Regions from separate parts of the Homo sapiens genome. Here region 2 is linked to region 1. Evidence: read pairs that join two places in POLR2A ChIA-PET (ENCODE). Cell type or tissue: CD4-positive, alpha-beta T cell. All regions are shown on one strand. Links, peaks and the distances in the headings refer to the core of each region. The heading gives the core; the rest is flanking DNA.

Region 1 (7,690 bases), core at 1,391-6,390:
GGCAAACAATACCTCATAGGGTTGCTGTAAAGATGAGACAAGTTAACGTAATTAAAGCCCCTAAAGGGTAGCATTTGGCACACAGTAGGTACTCAATTAAGATTCCCTGATTTTTCATCCTTCTGCCAAGATGGGGAAACTCAAAATTTCAGTCAGGTTTAAAAAGAGACTGAAAAGAAGTGATCAGAGGGACCGCAGCAGAAAAAAAGATGGCACCATGTCATGGGGACTAGCGGAGAGAAGCAAAGCGCCTTTATCCATCCACTCAACATAAATGTACTAAGCATTAACACCTGCTGGAGTGGATAACTATGTCAAAGGTGGTGGAGATGGTGAGAAGTAGATTATTTGACAACTAGGAAAGAGGTCCTTGCCGACTTGCAAGAAGAGTCCCAGCAGAACAGCAGGAGAAGATACTACTTGGCCAGAGGGCTAAGGAATGACTGGGTGGTGAAGAGTGACAGTAGGAAGAAGTGACAGTTCTTTGAGAAATTTGTAACTAAGGGAATGAGAGGCTCTTGTGAAGCGAAGGTTTCAGGAAAGTTAAGTAGCTCATAGGATAAAAGGAGGAAAGTCTGTGGAAAGGGAGAAAGTGATGGCAGGGAGGAGGTGGCAGAGTTCATTCACAGTGTAAGGCCCTGAAGCTGACAAGAGGGTGCCCAAAGTGAGGAGGCTGACCTTGGGAAGGAGTAAGGACACACCATCGCATCGGGAAGCAAGTGTGAGAAGTAGGCTGGAAATACAGACAAAGGTTCAGGTGTAAAGGAGAGCTGAAGAAATTCAATTGGATTACCATCTACCTTCTCATTGAAAAAGGAAGCAAGATTACTAGCAAAATAAGGAAAGCTGATGGAAATGGGACCCCAGGGTGAAGAAGGATCGAAAACTAAAAAGACTTTCCCAGGAGCAGTGAGGTTCCAGCAGAGGGAGGTGGCACACATCAATACTAAGCATTTAGCCCAATGTGATTGGGCTAATGTGATTTCCTCCAGTGATTTTCAGTGGCCTGGGATATAGACACGGGGGGAGTGGGAAGGCAGTCATAATAGTGGGCAAAGCAGAAGTTAAAAGGGCAAGGGATTCTAAGGATGCCAGTGAGCCAACAGCTGACACGGTGGACTGGGGAGGTCAAGGCCTGAAGGTTGAGCAGGGAAGGAAGGATGAGACTGAGTGACAAGAAAAGCGGCAGGTGGAAAATGGCCGTTAATTGGATTTAAGATGAGGAACAAGCACGTTTAGAGGAAATGAAGGAATGAGTAAGTGAAAGAACAGAAGGCTGTGACTGGAAGACAGCTCCAAGCTTGAATCCTTAGAAATGAGGCAATTCCAGGCCATGGAAAGGGTTGAAGCTGGCTGATTAAAGGGAATGCAGAAATTCCTGGAATCGAGAGGCCAGGCCTCCAGCCATTCATGACACTGGAAGCCGTGGTTAGCTATGATAATATCAGAAGACCAAGCTAGGCAAAGAGGAAGAGATCCAAAGGAGAAGAAAATGGAGGAAACAGAAAAAATATAACTTTCTGAATAGACTAATTTCAAAGACTGTTAAAAATAATCTTTCTTTAGAAATAATGCCTTGCTTTTAGTCTAAGTTATTAAAAAAAATGAGTAAAACCTTTAAAATCCACAGCAGAAAAAGCCATTTCACCATTTATATGTCTTCAACTGAAGCAAAAATCAAGGACCTGACTCTTTGTTCTTCAACTCAACACATCTGATACGGTGTGGCTATGTCTCCAGCCAAATCTCATCTTGAATAATTGTAGCTCCCATAATTCCCAAGTGTTGTGGGAGGGGCCCAGTGGGAGATAACTGAATCATGGGGGTGGTTCTCCCATTCTGTTCTCATGGTAGTGAATAAGTCTCATGAGATCTGATGGTCTTATAAGGGATTTCCCCTTTCACTTGTCTCTCAATTCTCTCTTGCCTGCCGCTATGTAAGACATCCCTTGCTTTTCCCCCATGATTGTGTGGCCTCCCTAGCCATGTGGAACTGTGAGTCAATTAAAACTTTTTCCTTTATAAATCACCCAGCCTCAGGTATATCTTTATTAGTAGCATGAGAACAGACTAATACACTATTTCAAACAAGATGGCAAAGTAACTGGTAACAACTGAAGGAAATAACGCTGCTTCTGTAAGCACTGAGGCCAAGTTGTCTGAGCTCACCTTCTCCCTTCACACACTGGGGAAGGAGGAGGCCTGATGACAGGATCCCTACACAGCTTGCTCAAGCACAGGTGAGCCACAGCACATCCTCCTGCAGCAAGCAAGGTGGCATGACTAACACAAGACCTAACCTCATTGCCTTTACACAGCTCTTTCATATCCATTACCTCTCTTAATCCTCACAGGCTCTCTGGGAGGCAGGTATTACTATGAGCGGCTTTTTATCAGTGAAAAAATAGAGACTTGTGGGCCAGAAGACTTGCTCAAACGCTGAGTCTGGCAGAAACCAAGGCCCTCCCACTCCAGAATTTAGCCCTTTCCACTAAATCCCACCAACTGAATGACTGCAAGGGCCAGATGCACAGGAGACAGCGCAGTTCAGAAAGGCCTGAATACTTCTGGGTCATTCTCAAAGTCACACAGGGCAGCTAAAACATAAAGCAAGATAAGCAGCATCAGCAGGTATTCCTTAGGGATACTTCACTTACAACTGAAAGAAAAGATAACTTTTCCACATTTGAGCACATTGAACAATTGTCAGTGTGCTCACAATTCATGAGAAGACAAGAAAACCCAGAGTCTACAGAAATCAAAAGTGACAGAATCATCATTTCAGAGCTGTAGGTACAAAACAGTAAGTGGTCTCTGGGTGTGCAGAAGGAGTTAACATTTTCTACAGAGTAACACCTTTTCTGAGAAGAGACTGGACTGGCAGAAGCAGGAGATAAGAGGATGGGTTGGAAAAAACCACAACATCTTCTCAAACCAAGAGAAAGACAAGATAGAAGTAGAGAAGGAAACTTGGGACTTGTATGTCTGTAACGCCAGAGGACCCTGGGCACCTTACATGAAAATTATCAGAAATGCAAATTATCAGATGGCTAATTTCTAAGGTCACCTGGTGCCAAACACATTACAATTTCAGTCTCTGCCTCACACATCTCACATCCCTAAAAATAGAGGCAAAGGGGACAAAAATTATCTTCAGAAAGCCTGGTGTCCACTAAGCCTGGCAATATATTCTATGACAAGCCACATTTTATCACAGAATACTACAATCTGAAAAGGTTCCCTGAGATACATACTGCTAATCTAAAGAAGTGTTGAACCAAAATTGTAACTAAATCACCAAATTCTGCATAAACCCAGGGGGTAGAATAGGTTCAATATTCAGGACTAGCTCAAACAGGTGAATTTACTCAGATAACTGATGAAATCTCATCTTCTAAAGTCCTTATTACCACGAGGACTGACCCCCCCACCCCCACCCACCCAGACAACAAAAGAGAAAGTCAATTAATAATTATGATATAAGGTTATTCTCACCTCCCCCATTACTGTTTCTTGGAGTTTTTATGAGGTTTTGCAATAAAAATTTATAGCTATCTGAAATAGTTCTAACCTCTTCCACAAGTAGTTTGCTTATTTGTTCATCCTTTTCCTCTAGCCCATGTAAATAAAACACAACCTTCACTTTCATGGTAAGAAAAATATTCCCTTTAATGAATTTCAGGAATCAGGAAGAAAACTGCGCTAGTCTCATGGATCTCATGTTAAGGATTCTAAGAATTCTTTACTTAAGAGATCTGTTTTCCTTATTCCTCAATCTCCTTTAAAGAAGCTGAGCATTTTTAAAAGGATATCATAGTATTACTTTAAAAGCACCAAACATAGCATCCCTGAAAATAACATGTTTCCTGTCGGGAGAAGCATGTTAAGGTGTCTGTGAGAGATTTCTGGGGTTTATTCTAATCCATGTTTCTGGGGGGCATCTGGGACACTCTAGGAACACAAGGGCCCCTCTTTCCACTTTGGTTGTCACTAGTCACACAGATTTTCTTACTACTCACTGCTTGACTGAGTCGTCTCAATTCATTAAACATTCTCTGAGCTATTGGCAAGACTTCAACCATGGTGACATTTCCTTTACACTAGATCATCCAACTATAGCCTTCCTAGAAAACAATGCTTGGACAGTAGCAAAAGCCTGTTGGGTCAGCTAACGACATCAAGTTATAATAAGATCTCAAAGTTTGTCTTTCTTTTTAATTTTTGTTTTCTTCTCTAGCAGTTACAACATGCACCTTGAGATGGTAATAGTCAAAGTATTGACTGAATGTGCCTGCCCCCTGGTGGCTGGTGGGGTGAAGGACACACTGTAGAAATCCTTCGGGTACCTGCATCAGAATCAGACACGAGAGATATGAAAGCAAGCACACAAATCAGAATTTGCTGTAGTGGAGTATTACGAAGATCTGGTATAAAATGAAATAAAATAGAGTTTAAAAAAGGAAAACATTACTAACAAACAGTTTTAGAGACAAGTCACCAAGATCTTAGCTTGAGATACACTAACCCAGGCTCCTCCTGCCAAATTATGAGCAATTATTGTGCTAAGTATCTATGTGCACCTGTTGTTGTCCTAGCTTCTTCCAATTAAATTATAATCTTAAGATTATTGTTATTCGGAAGAAGGAGTCTAGGTTAGCATATCTCAAGCTAAGAGCTTGGAAACTGAAACACATTTTAATTGTGGTCATTGCTCCACACCATAGGGGCTCCCTCTGGGACATGGTCTCAACTGGCTCTGGCCGATTCTGATCCCCACCGGCAATCTCACTTCCCGTTCTCCCCTTTGAGGCCAAATTGTCCATGGTGACTTTAAACCTGGATTCATAGATGCCTTCAGGACAGGGAAAAATCTAAGCCTGTGAGGCAGCAATACGGGGAGTAAAGGAGACTGAGGAGAGACCTGTGGTGACTAGGAACATGGCTTCCTACAGGCATTCAAACTCCATTGTTTAAAATTAACTCTACATTGCCCAAAAAACATTTTTAGAGCAGTGCTCTGCTCACCCCTGTAATCCCAGCACTTCGGGAGGCTGAGGCAGGTGGATCACAAGGTCAGGAGTTCAAGACCAGCCTGGCCAATATGAAATCCCGTCTCTACCAAAAATACAAAAATTAGCTGGGCATGGTGGCAGGTGCCTGTAGTCCCAGCTACTTGGGAGGCTGAGGCAGGAGAATCGCTTGAACCGGCAGGCGGAGGTTGCAGTGAGCCCAGATCGCGCCACTGCACTCCAGCCTGGAGACAGAGTGAGATTCCATCTCAGAAAAAAAAAAAAAAAAGAAAAGAAAAGAAAAAGAAAAAGAAAGAATGAAAAGAAAAGAAAAGGTGAACCAAAAAAGCACAAAGAAGGAAGAAGAGAATGTCCTGAATGGCCTTTCCCAACCACCAAAGACATGCACCCAGATGCCTCAATACGGTCTCCTCAAATGCCATGGGACTACGTCAAAAATATATATATATCTTTCCAATGAACCAGCTCCTGCTCTTGATTTTCCTATTTCTCTCAAAGAAATGATCACTTTCCCAGCCAGCTGGACTTGGAAAAGGTGTCATCTGGACCCTCTCCTCCTCTGTGAGGTATGAGCAAGTCTTCCCTGTAATCCTGTCCTCTCCCTCTGTGCGCCCTCATCCAGGTTCTCACTCCCTAGGGCCTTTTTCTTGTTCCTATGCATCCAGCATTTTCCCTTAGAGATCCCAGTATAATAAATTACTCAAATATGTGCAGTCCTTTGTAGTTACAATGTGCTTTTGCCATATTTTCTATTTTAGTTTTATTTTTGAGTATATAACAGCTTGGTAGGTAAGCAAAAAAAATACTATTTCTATTTTACAGGAGATGAAAGAAATATTGAGAGGAATTAAGTGATTTGGCCATTGCCACTACAGAATCTCACTAATAGCATTTTTACCTAGATCAGTAGCCCATTTCTCTCTCCTGCTCTCTGTTCCTCTTTCTCTCTCTCCCTCTTTCCCCTGCTCTTTCTGGTCTCCAGCACTGTATAAGCCAGTTGCTTGGGGAATGTTTCCACGTGGATATCCCACAAACACATTAAACTCATCATGATGAAAACCAAATGCACCCTTGGCTCCTCTCAACTTGCTGCTCTGCTGTTCTCTAGTTCAGTGAACAAGGATCACCCACCTAGAAACCTGGAAGTCCTGACTCCTCATTCTCCTTCACTGACCCATCCAGTCACCAATTTTCAAGTCTACAAAACTATTAAACTGTTTCTCGAAACCAAGTTTCTCTCAATCCCCACTGCCCACTTCTGCCACCCTCATCCAGCCTATAACATCCACTTCTCTGTCTCTCTCATAACACTCTTATCTGCACAGCCCCAGTCAATCCATCCCTCACACTTCACCTTGAATAATCTTTCACTCTGCTTCTTACAACATTTTGATGTCTCACCAAAACCCTCAAAATAAAAACCAAGCTCCTTAACAAGGCTGGCAGAGCTCATCAGCTTCTCTGGGTGGTAACTCCTTATCTTAGCTTAGGCTACCATGACAAAATACCAAGACCCTGGGTGGCTTAAACAACAGAAATGTATTTTCTCACAGTTCTGCAGGTCGGAAAGTCCAAGATCAAAGTTTGAGAGGGTTCAGTTTCTGATGAGGGCTCTATTTCTGGCTAGCAAACCATTACTTTGTCCTCACATGGCCTTTCCTTGGTGCATGAGTGTGGAGAGTGAGGGAGCTTTCTGGTGTTTTTAAAATAAGGACACTAGTAGTATCAGATTAGGGCCCCACTTTTAAGACCTCATTTAACCCTAATTCCCTCCATATAGACCCTATCTCCAAACGTAGTCACTGGGGGACAGAGCCTCAACATATGAACTTGGGGAGACACAATTCAGTCCATACTCCCTCTCCAATCTCAAGTGAAGGCCTGACCACTTAGCAGTCTACGCTGCGGCCACACTGACTGCTCATGTGCTGTCTCTAAATCCAAATCCTTGTGGAGCCCTCTCCAGAACCCTCTCCTTTTCCTTAGGCTCCCTATACCTTTTGCTTAACTAACCCCTCACTCTTTAAGTCTCAGCCTCCATAGTCTTAGTTCTTCCAAAAAGTCCTGCAATCTGACCTGCAAGCCCTTTCCCCTCTGGGATTAGAGGCCCTCACCAAATGTTCCCATGATCCTGACCACATTTGCCTGTATCCTTTACTAGATTCTTGGCTCTTTGACAGCAGGTACTGAGGCTGTCTGTTCACGGCTGCAACCCTAACATAACCCAAGAGCACTATTAATACATAGTGCTCTTTCAATAAATATCATTGTCAAATGCCATTCTCAAAAAGGTAGGCAGAAAAACAGGAAGGGAAGGAGAGACCAGAGTAAGCAATGGCTCCTTACTATCTATGGAAAAAAGTTTCCAGTTGTTCTGACATTCGAAGCTCCCTTCCACTGGGCCTCAAGACCCTAAGTTCATATTTGAAAGGCTGCACAGGAGAAAGCAGAGCCTTATGCTGCATTTGGGGGTAAAAATAGAACCAACAGGTAGAAATATGGGAGAAACAGGGCAGAGTGGGAAGGGCAGGGGTGCTTAATTAAAGACGCATGCCCACCTACCAGGAAAGCCACAAAATTGCTTCTCAGAACTTGTGTTCAGGGACCTCTCCGGTCTGCTCTGCCTTCAAGACACATTCTTTTCTCCTCTGATTTCCTCT
Region 2 (7,690 bases), core at 869-5,868, 1.4 Mb before region 1:
ATTCACACTGAGGAAAAGATTAAATTACATTCAGTGTATTCTGTTAAAGAAGTCAAATAAATGTAATGTCTTTCAATGATTTTCATCCAAAAATAGTGGTACTTTAAAAAATCTTTAGCTGTCATACCTAGAATGACTGTTCCAGATAACCAGAGTTTTACTATGCCTTAATAGTCTCAGTAATAAAACTCAAATAATTGTTGAAGGATGAATTTTTGTTAAGGAAAAAAATCCCAATAGATTTTAGTTGTACAATTTATTCAGAGATAGGAGGTCCTTCTGAGTTCAAGTCTACGTTCCAGAAGTTTTATGTCTGGAATTTTTCATCAAGTCCTAGTGTAAACATTGACTAGAACTTTTTGTTTGACACCATTGTGAAAAATTGCTCTGTGGATAGAAAACATTTTAATCTTGTGTTTCAGCTCATTTGATCTGATGACCATAATTTATAGTTTATTTTTCCTCCCCAAGTGTGTTGTTGACTATGGTATAATTCTTTTTTTCTTTTTCTTTCTTTCTTTCTTTTTTTTTTTTTTTTTTTTTGTTTGATGAGTTTGAAGAGGAAGCTTAAAATACATTTCAGTACATGGCTCTGAATCACTTAAAATCATAAGAGGTTAAAGCTGTAAGGAACTTTATATATCATCGGACCTAGTTCCTTCATGTTACAGATTTAAGCCAGCCCAGAGAGGGTTGGTAACTTGCTCAAACACAATAGGAGTTTTTCACAGGGTCCACATTCCTGTTTGATATATCTGATTCCAATGTCACCTACTTTTTGTCACCTATTCATATTGAGTCATTTGGGGTAGAGGAACAAGGAACAATGCAGGATTCAAAAATGCCTTAAACCCTCCTTATTTATCAAATTATCATCTTGTGGCAAGGCAGTTTTTCTCTGAGCAGCATTGCTGAGACTCAAACTCAGTTTTGAAGTCTTGTTCATTCCTTGGAGGAGTATTTATATTTCCCTATAGGGAACTCTTCCTGCCTTTCTTCTTCTGAGAACCATTTCATTTTTCTGAAAATCATGTACTAAGTACCTACTATGTGACAGGGACTCTAATAGCCCCCAGTGATCAGAAGTAAAGAAAGATCACAGTCTCTTCCTTGCAAAAAAACACAGTCTACAATGGGGAACGAATGGTAAAGCAGTAGTAATAGCAGTGCAATCTGGCACAGGAACATGGGAGCTCAGAGGGCTAACTCAGCCTGGCTTTAGTGAGGAGGTATTCCCAGAGTTTAAACTGGCAAGTTCCAGAAGCCCACACTGATCTTCCATTAGTTTCTAGAGAGATCAGGTGAAGGGACCTGAGATTATTCCTCTTTTAAGGCCTCTCAACTTTACTTTTTTTTTTTTTTTTTTTGGAGACAAGAGTCTTGCTCTATACCCCAGGCTGGAGTGCAGTGGCCTGATCTTGGCTCACTGCCCCTCTGCCTCCTGGGTTCAAGCAATTCTCGTGCCTCACCCTCCCCAGTAGCTGGGGATTACAGGTGCGTGCCACCACACCCAGCTAATTGTCATATTTTTAGTAGAGACGGGGTTTCACCATGTTGGCCAGGTTGGTCTCAAACTCCTGACCTCAAGTGATCTGCCCATCTTGTCCTCCCCAAGTGGGATTACAGGCGTGAGTCACTGCACCTGGCCTCAACTTCACTTTGGTAATATTTTTCTTCTACAGAGTGGTCTCTGTAATCCCTGATCTCTCTAAATGTTAAATATTTACTGTGGAGTCAACAAACCTGAGAGGAGACATCATGGAGAAGGAGATTCCATTACCTCCTACCCTCATAAGAAAATGAAAATCAAATACAGACCAGGGACCATGACTGAAAGGACTCTGAAAGATTGTGGAACCTTTGTATAATAGTATCCATGTTTTTGTTGTCTCCTCTGCATTTCTTACATGACTAAGCACTGACTGGTTAAACCAGAAAAGGAAGCTTAGCTTCTTTCGTTTTTAGGACAGCAAAGATGGGGATGGTGACAGGGGAGTTTGAGACATTCTGTCCCTTTCCATAGCCATTCCTGGAAGAAAGAATGTCCAGGATTAACTGGTTGGTGGCACAGCCACCTCAGGGAAAGGGAAACTGACCCCTGGGGACTGAAGTCAGGAATAAAGAAGTGACAAGGAGCTAGCTGGGGCCTGGGGAAGGCCCTGGGGCTGGACACTAGAAAGACCCACCGGGGTCTTTTCTATTTTTATATTCAACATTTTATCTTTCGTTGTAAAACTCAGGAAAACACCTTTAACAAACAAAAATAACTTCTCTCTTAAGTTGTTCATTTTACTAAATGGCCAACATGGATTGGATATGGTAGAAGGAAAGAACATTTTCTGCAGAAGGGAGAAAAAAACCACAATCTATTTTATGAGGAGGAATGAACTCTGGGAATAGTTCTCTGACCCTTTGTGTGTCAGTGTGTTCTCAGCCTGAACTGGAAGAAAATGGGATAGCATGTGGAATGTGGGAAAGTGCGAAGACTGATGCAAAATTCACTATCTGCCTCATTAAATACACTAGTAGGTTTTCAAGAGAATGAGTCTGTTATCACCACAGTAAATTTCTCACTCTGGGCCTAACTCCTTATCTAAAACTTAATAGAGCTTAATAAGTTCAAATTTTTCCTGTCTTTCTGGGAATCATTTTCACCTTTATCTCTGATCCTGTACTTTCCCTAGGTCAGAGTAAAATATAATGGGAAACGGGCAAGTAGGTAGGAAATGTGGAGAAGGTCAAGGCCTTTTTATAATGGTTCATTGTAAATTTAAAATTCTTAGATATGTATTTCATACAGATTCACATATGTTCTTCTGGATGAATTAGAAATTTTAATTGTGAGGATCAATAAAGTAGCGCAACCAGCTTTCACATCTGTATGAAATTTAGGACTTTGCAAAGGATGTTGCACACCAAAAATTACAAAATAATTCAACGATTATTTGCTACAGTTACCAAAGATTATAATATTAACATTTGCAAGAACATTGCATTTGTGAATAACCAAGTATGATACAAGGAAGAAATCATCCATGTCATTCTCAGAGGATATGGTGTAAGAACTGGCCCATGACTCATGACACCAGGCCCTGCCACTAGGTTGTGTGACTTGAGGAAATAATTTCATCTTTTTGAGAGTTGGTTTCTTCATCTGCAGAATGAGCAAAGAAGGGTGGCTCTTGACTTCATAATCTCTCTTGCAGATATCTGATTCTACTTGGTGCAGTAACAATAATTGCTTGTTATTTTTGCGATCATGTCTTTCCAGTAAAATAAATCTTTAGTGACTCTCAGGTTTAAAAAGAATCTTTTTTGCACCCTATTTTAAAAGCTGCCAGATTTGGGGTTTGGCTGACTACTAAGGAGAGCAGCCTGCTAGAAGGAGCAAATTCCAGAGCTGAGGGTCATTTATTTGGAATGCTTTGCCAAACACTCCCCTATTTTTAAAGTTGTTGGGGGACTTTAAACTTGAATATAGGGTGGTAGGACAATTGTTTGAACCACTCTGTAAATACGTGCATGAAAATCTTGAGGTTTACAAATATTTTTTAATAGTTTGCCACATTTCAATGGCATGTCAAGTTGCAGGGTCCTGCCACTTTTCTTCTTGTTATTTTCCTCTTCTATCAACTTTGCTCACTCTCCCAAAGAAATAGGCAATGAGAAAAAACAGGTCTTAATTTTTACTGGAATGCTCTTTCCATTTGGCTAGAGGTTTCTCAAACCAGGCGGCACCAATCACCTAGGGAGTTTTAAAATCATGGTGATGCCTGAGCCCTACCTCAACTAAGTCAGAATATTTGGGAAAGGAGCCCAGGCATCTGTACATTTTAAAAGCTCCTCAGGTGCTTCTTATCTGCAGCCAGGTTAAACCAGGAGTGTCATCACTGAGTAGGACTATTAGCTTTAATGTGTCCTGTGACCACAATACCAATCAGCTCTCTGGTTAAGAAAAGAGATGAACATAGACATTCTGAAAAGGCAACTTTATAAAGTTGAGGGGAATGTATTTCTTTAGCTTTAATGCCTCACTGTGGGATTTGTCTATACATTTATGTATTTTTAAATTACTATCATAAATTCACAATTAGTACCAAAACCGATCAATTTGTGAATATTTATTGATGCCATTTACATGCATATGTGTTGCTAAATACAATGGGAGGGGGCCTACAGAAAGGTAGAGAACCCAGATCCCACCCACTTCTTGAAGCTTATAATCATTTTGGGGTGCAAGGATTGTGTAAAACAAGACACAAAAATCACACATGTTACAGAAATTAAAAGCTAATATCACTGAGAACAGGAAGACATTACAATTGGCTAGAATCACCTCAGGAGATGGTACTTGGATCTGGGCACCCTTTGAATGTTTTTCACTTATCCGGTAGGTAAGGACATTAGCTCTGGACTAGAAAATCTTGGATCTCCCACAGGTGAGCTCTGTGACCTTGAGCAAGTAATGTTACCTTTATGATTCTCAAACTTAGCTTTGTGAGCTTCAATTTGTAAAATGGAAAAAATGATAAAACTGCTCTCATAGAGTTGCAAGGAATAAATGATATGATGTAAGCAAAATATCTGAAAATTCCTAAGAGCGCAATTTAAGTTCATTTTGTTCCTTCTTATCGCTTTTTTTTTTTTTTTTTTTTTTTTTTTTGCCAAATACACCACTTGGGCAACAGATCAGCCATGGAAATATGATGCAGAAGATCTGCCTCATGCCTGTTCCTAACATAAATCTCTCTCTACCAAAGCTGTCTGTCAGAGATTGTGTTCAAACCAGAACAAGTGGACCCACTCAGTCCAGAGTTACCCTCAACATGAGACAGGCTACCCAGCTGGTTCTCTGTCTTTATAATATTTTTATTTCTTTAAATTTGATGAAAGACCCACTTTTGTGAGTTTTACACACAAATGAAGAGGAGTACAGAAGAGCACATTTCAATTGTAATGTTCATGCCAGGAATAGTAACCTCTTCAAGGATACCACTGAGTGCACACAGAATGCTGGGAGGTCCTGACTCTGCTTATGGAAACCACAGAAACTCATCCCTGAAACTGGTTCTATAGCAGCCATGACCCTCATTAAACTTCCAATCAAGTAAAATTAATATTAGCTATTAGGTTAGATGTTAGGTATTGTCTTTGCCTCCATTTAATCATCTTACTTCCTATGGTACCTGTTAATTATGATTTGAATCTCCTTAACTGCTCAGCCTGGGTGTTTCAGCCATATATAAGTCATAAACAGACTACAATTATCTTACTATTTCTCAGTTACTTGCAAACAACAGGAACCAAGTCTGATAATACAAGAAATGAAGAAATTTTCTGGAAGAAGGCAAAGAGGCTCAGATAGGAACAAAGAGGGGAGGCACAGTCAGAACCCTGCTATAGAAATCACCTGTGTAAGGCAATGCAGCTGATGGAATAGCCACCCCCAGACAACCATCACCAATACACTGGGGCTTCTGAGAGACTCAACCAGAGCTTCTGAGAATAATCTCTGAGTGTGAAAATCAGATTGGCTATTGAAAGGTCACATGCCCACATTCTATGAACCAGGAGCAGGATAACGGACTATTCTATATGCCTACATCTCCTCCTCTCATTCACATCTCCTATGTACCTTCCCCAACCAGGAGGAATTTGTGGATTCTAGGTAGCCAAAACAAAAGAAAATATTCACTAACCATTTTAAAGAAGTTGAAGTAAGAGAACTAACATTTACCAAATACCTTGCAAAGCCAGCCATTGCATTGGTATTAGGGGAACTGGTAGACTGTGCTGTTATTAGTACCTTGCAGTCAGACTGGCATTGTTCAAATCCCAGCTCAGCCACTTGCTGGAAGAAACAATGGTCATGCTGAGCCTGGACTGGCAGGACTCCAGATCCTGATGACATATCACTGTTTTATGTAGCCCTGTTGGACTGATTTCACTTCTTTTTAGTCTCAGGATTTAATTCACAATGAGTTGTTTTTTGGTTTGTTTGTTTGATTTTGAGACAGAGTCTCGCTCTGTCACCCAGGCTGGAGTGCAGTGGCGCGATCTCAGCTCACTGCAACCTCAGCATCCTGGGTTCAAGCGATTCTTGTTCCTTAGCCTCCCAAGTGGCTGGGACCACAGGCATGCAACCCCTCACCCAGCTAATTTTTGTATAGGCGGGTTTTCGCCATGTTGACCAGGCTGGTCTCAAACTTCTAACCTCAGGTGATCTGCCTACCCCAGGCTCCCAAAGTGCTGGGATTACAGGTGTGAGCACTGTGCGAGCCCACAATGAGTTTTTAACACTTACTGTTCCTCATCAGAGATGCCAATTTGTTAGGAAAACAAAGTGCATCCCTTTCAGGCTTCATATCTGCTTAGAAAAAAGCACAATCCTATAAATTACGTAATCATATAAATTAGTTGAGTAATACAAAATTATTTTTCCTTTTATCTGACTTTTTTTTCTGAATAAATTACCTTAAACCTGGCTTCAGTTTGCTCATAAGCTCCTGATATTTGAACAGGTATCTGCCCAACAATCAGAGAGAATTAGTCCTCTGCACCTTCTGAGAGGTATTAAAAAAAAAGGGGGGGAAAGAAAAAGAATCAGTCCAATTGGTAGATTTTAAATGGCTCATTTAAATACTACAAGTTTATCAGTCTCTAAATTTTCAGCCTAGGAAAATTTCAGCCAGGAATTTGATATTAGTCCTGATGCATCACGAAAGTACGGAAACTCAGTTTCTACAGACCCAGGGCTTCCTGGGGTTACCTCAGGCCACTTATATCTCTTATCTGTGCTTTTCCTTAGCTGACATTTGGTTCTAGAATGAAATGGAAGTCAGGAAAGAGGAAAATGATGATGTACTTCCCCACTCCCAACACACACTTGTCTTTAGCCTAAACATTGTTTTCCAATCCAGCTGTCAAACTTCAAGTATGGAAGAGGAGGAGAAAAATCAGCTAGCAAATATATCCAGATTTCCTGCTGGGCACCAAATGCTAAGCAGGGTAGGCCAAAAACATTTAATCAAAAAAACAAGATCCACCACGGTTTTTACTCTCCTAAAGTAAAATATAAATTTGGAGGTGAGCCAAAGTTAAAAATATAAAAATATAGCCAGTGTTTCTCTCCTACTTTCCTAGGGTTGCTAGGTTTTGGGAGCCTGGGATGGGGGAAAACAGTAGAGGAGACATACTTATTATAAAACATTCAAAATAGTGAATGGGACATACTTATTCTAAAAATTTACTTGCTGTTTATCTGAAATTCAAATGTAACTGAGTATCTAGCAACCCTACATCCTGATATTCAACTTTCCTACTCCCCTGGTCATGACTGGCTTGGGCAGGAGAGATCTTTGCCTGGGTAGATGTTGGGAGGAGCCTGGTGAATGTATTCCTTCCCAGGATTGGTCTTGGCTCTAGTTCTGGAGCCTCTGTTGGAAGAATGGAGAAGGGCTCCATTCCAAAAAATGGAATAGGGATCTCCTTCCCTATGTTTGGAAAACACTGGTCTAAGGCTTTCAACAATAGCCTTGAATATCAATGAATGTCTACTTAGCAATCATCTTTTCCAGATGATTCTTATGTCTTAAAATAATGTTACTTCAAGAAGGTGCCTAATTGTAAGACATACTTACAGTAATAGTAGTTGGGTTGTGATGCAATTTGATAATGTGAGATTCTCTTA

The links. Peaks named below come from ENCODE experiments on the same cell type or tissue, not always from the same donor. Only the 100,000 strongest peaks of a DNase experiment are listed, where the experiment ranks them.
Region 2: POLR2A ChIA-PET joins it to region 1 with 5 read pairs; 2 of 35 experiments call an interaction of 5 or more read pairs at or near these places.

The regions. Positions count from the first base shown.
Region 1 is chr5:54,225,065-54,232,754 of GRCh38, forward strand. All of the region lies in intron 1 of ARL15 (ARF like GTPase 15), which reads right to left. Among named protein-coding and RNA genes, the nearest start is that of ARL15, 82 kb to the right of the region's middle. In CD4-positive, alpha-beta T cell, for the core only: a CTCF peak has its summit at 4,284 (motif pointing left); a DNase peak (open chromatin) is centred at 4,307.
Region 2 is chr5:52,808,155-52,815,844 of GRCh38, forward strand. All of the region lies in intron 1 of ITGA1 (integrin subunit alpha 1), which reads left to right. Among named protein-coding and RNA genes, the nearest start is that of PELO-AS1, 11 kb to the left of the region's middle. In CD4-positive, alpha-beta T cell, for the core only: no CTCF peak of the experiment used is centred there; a DNase peak (open chromatin) is centred at 3,087.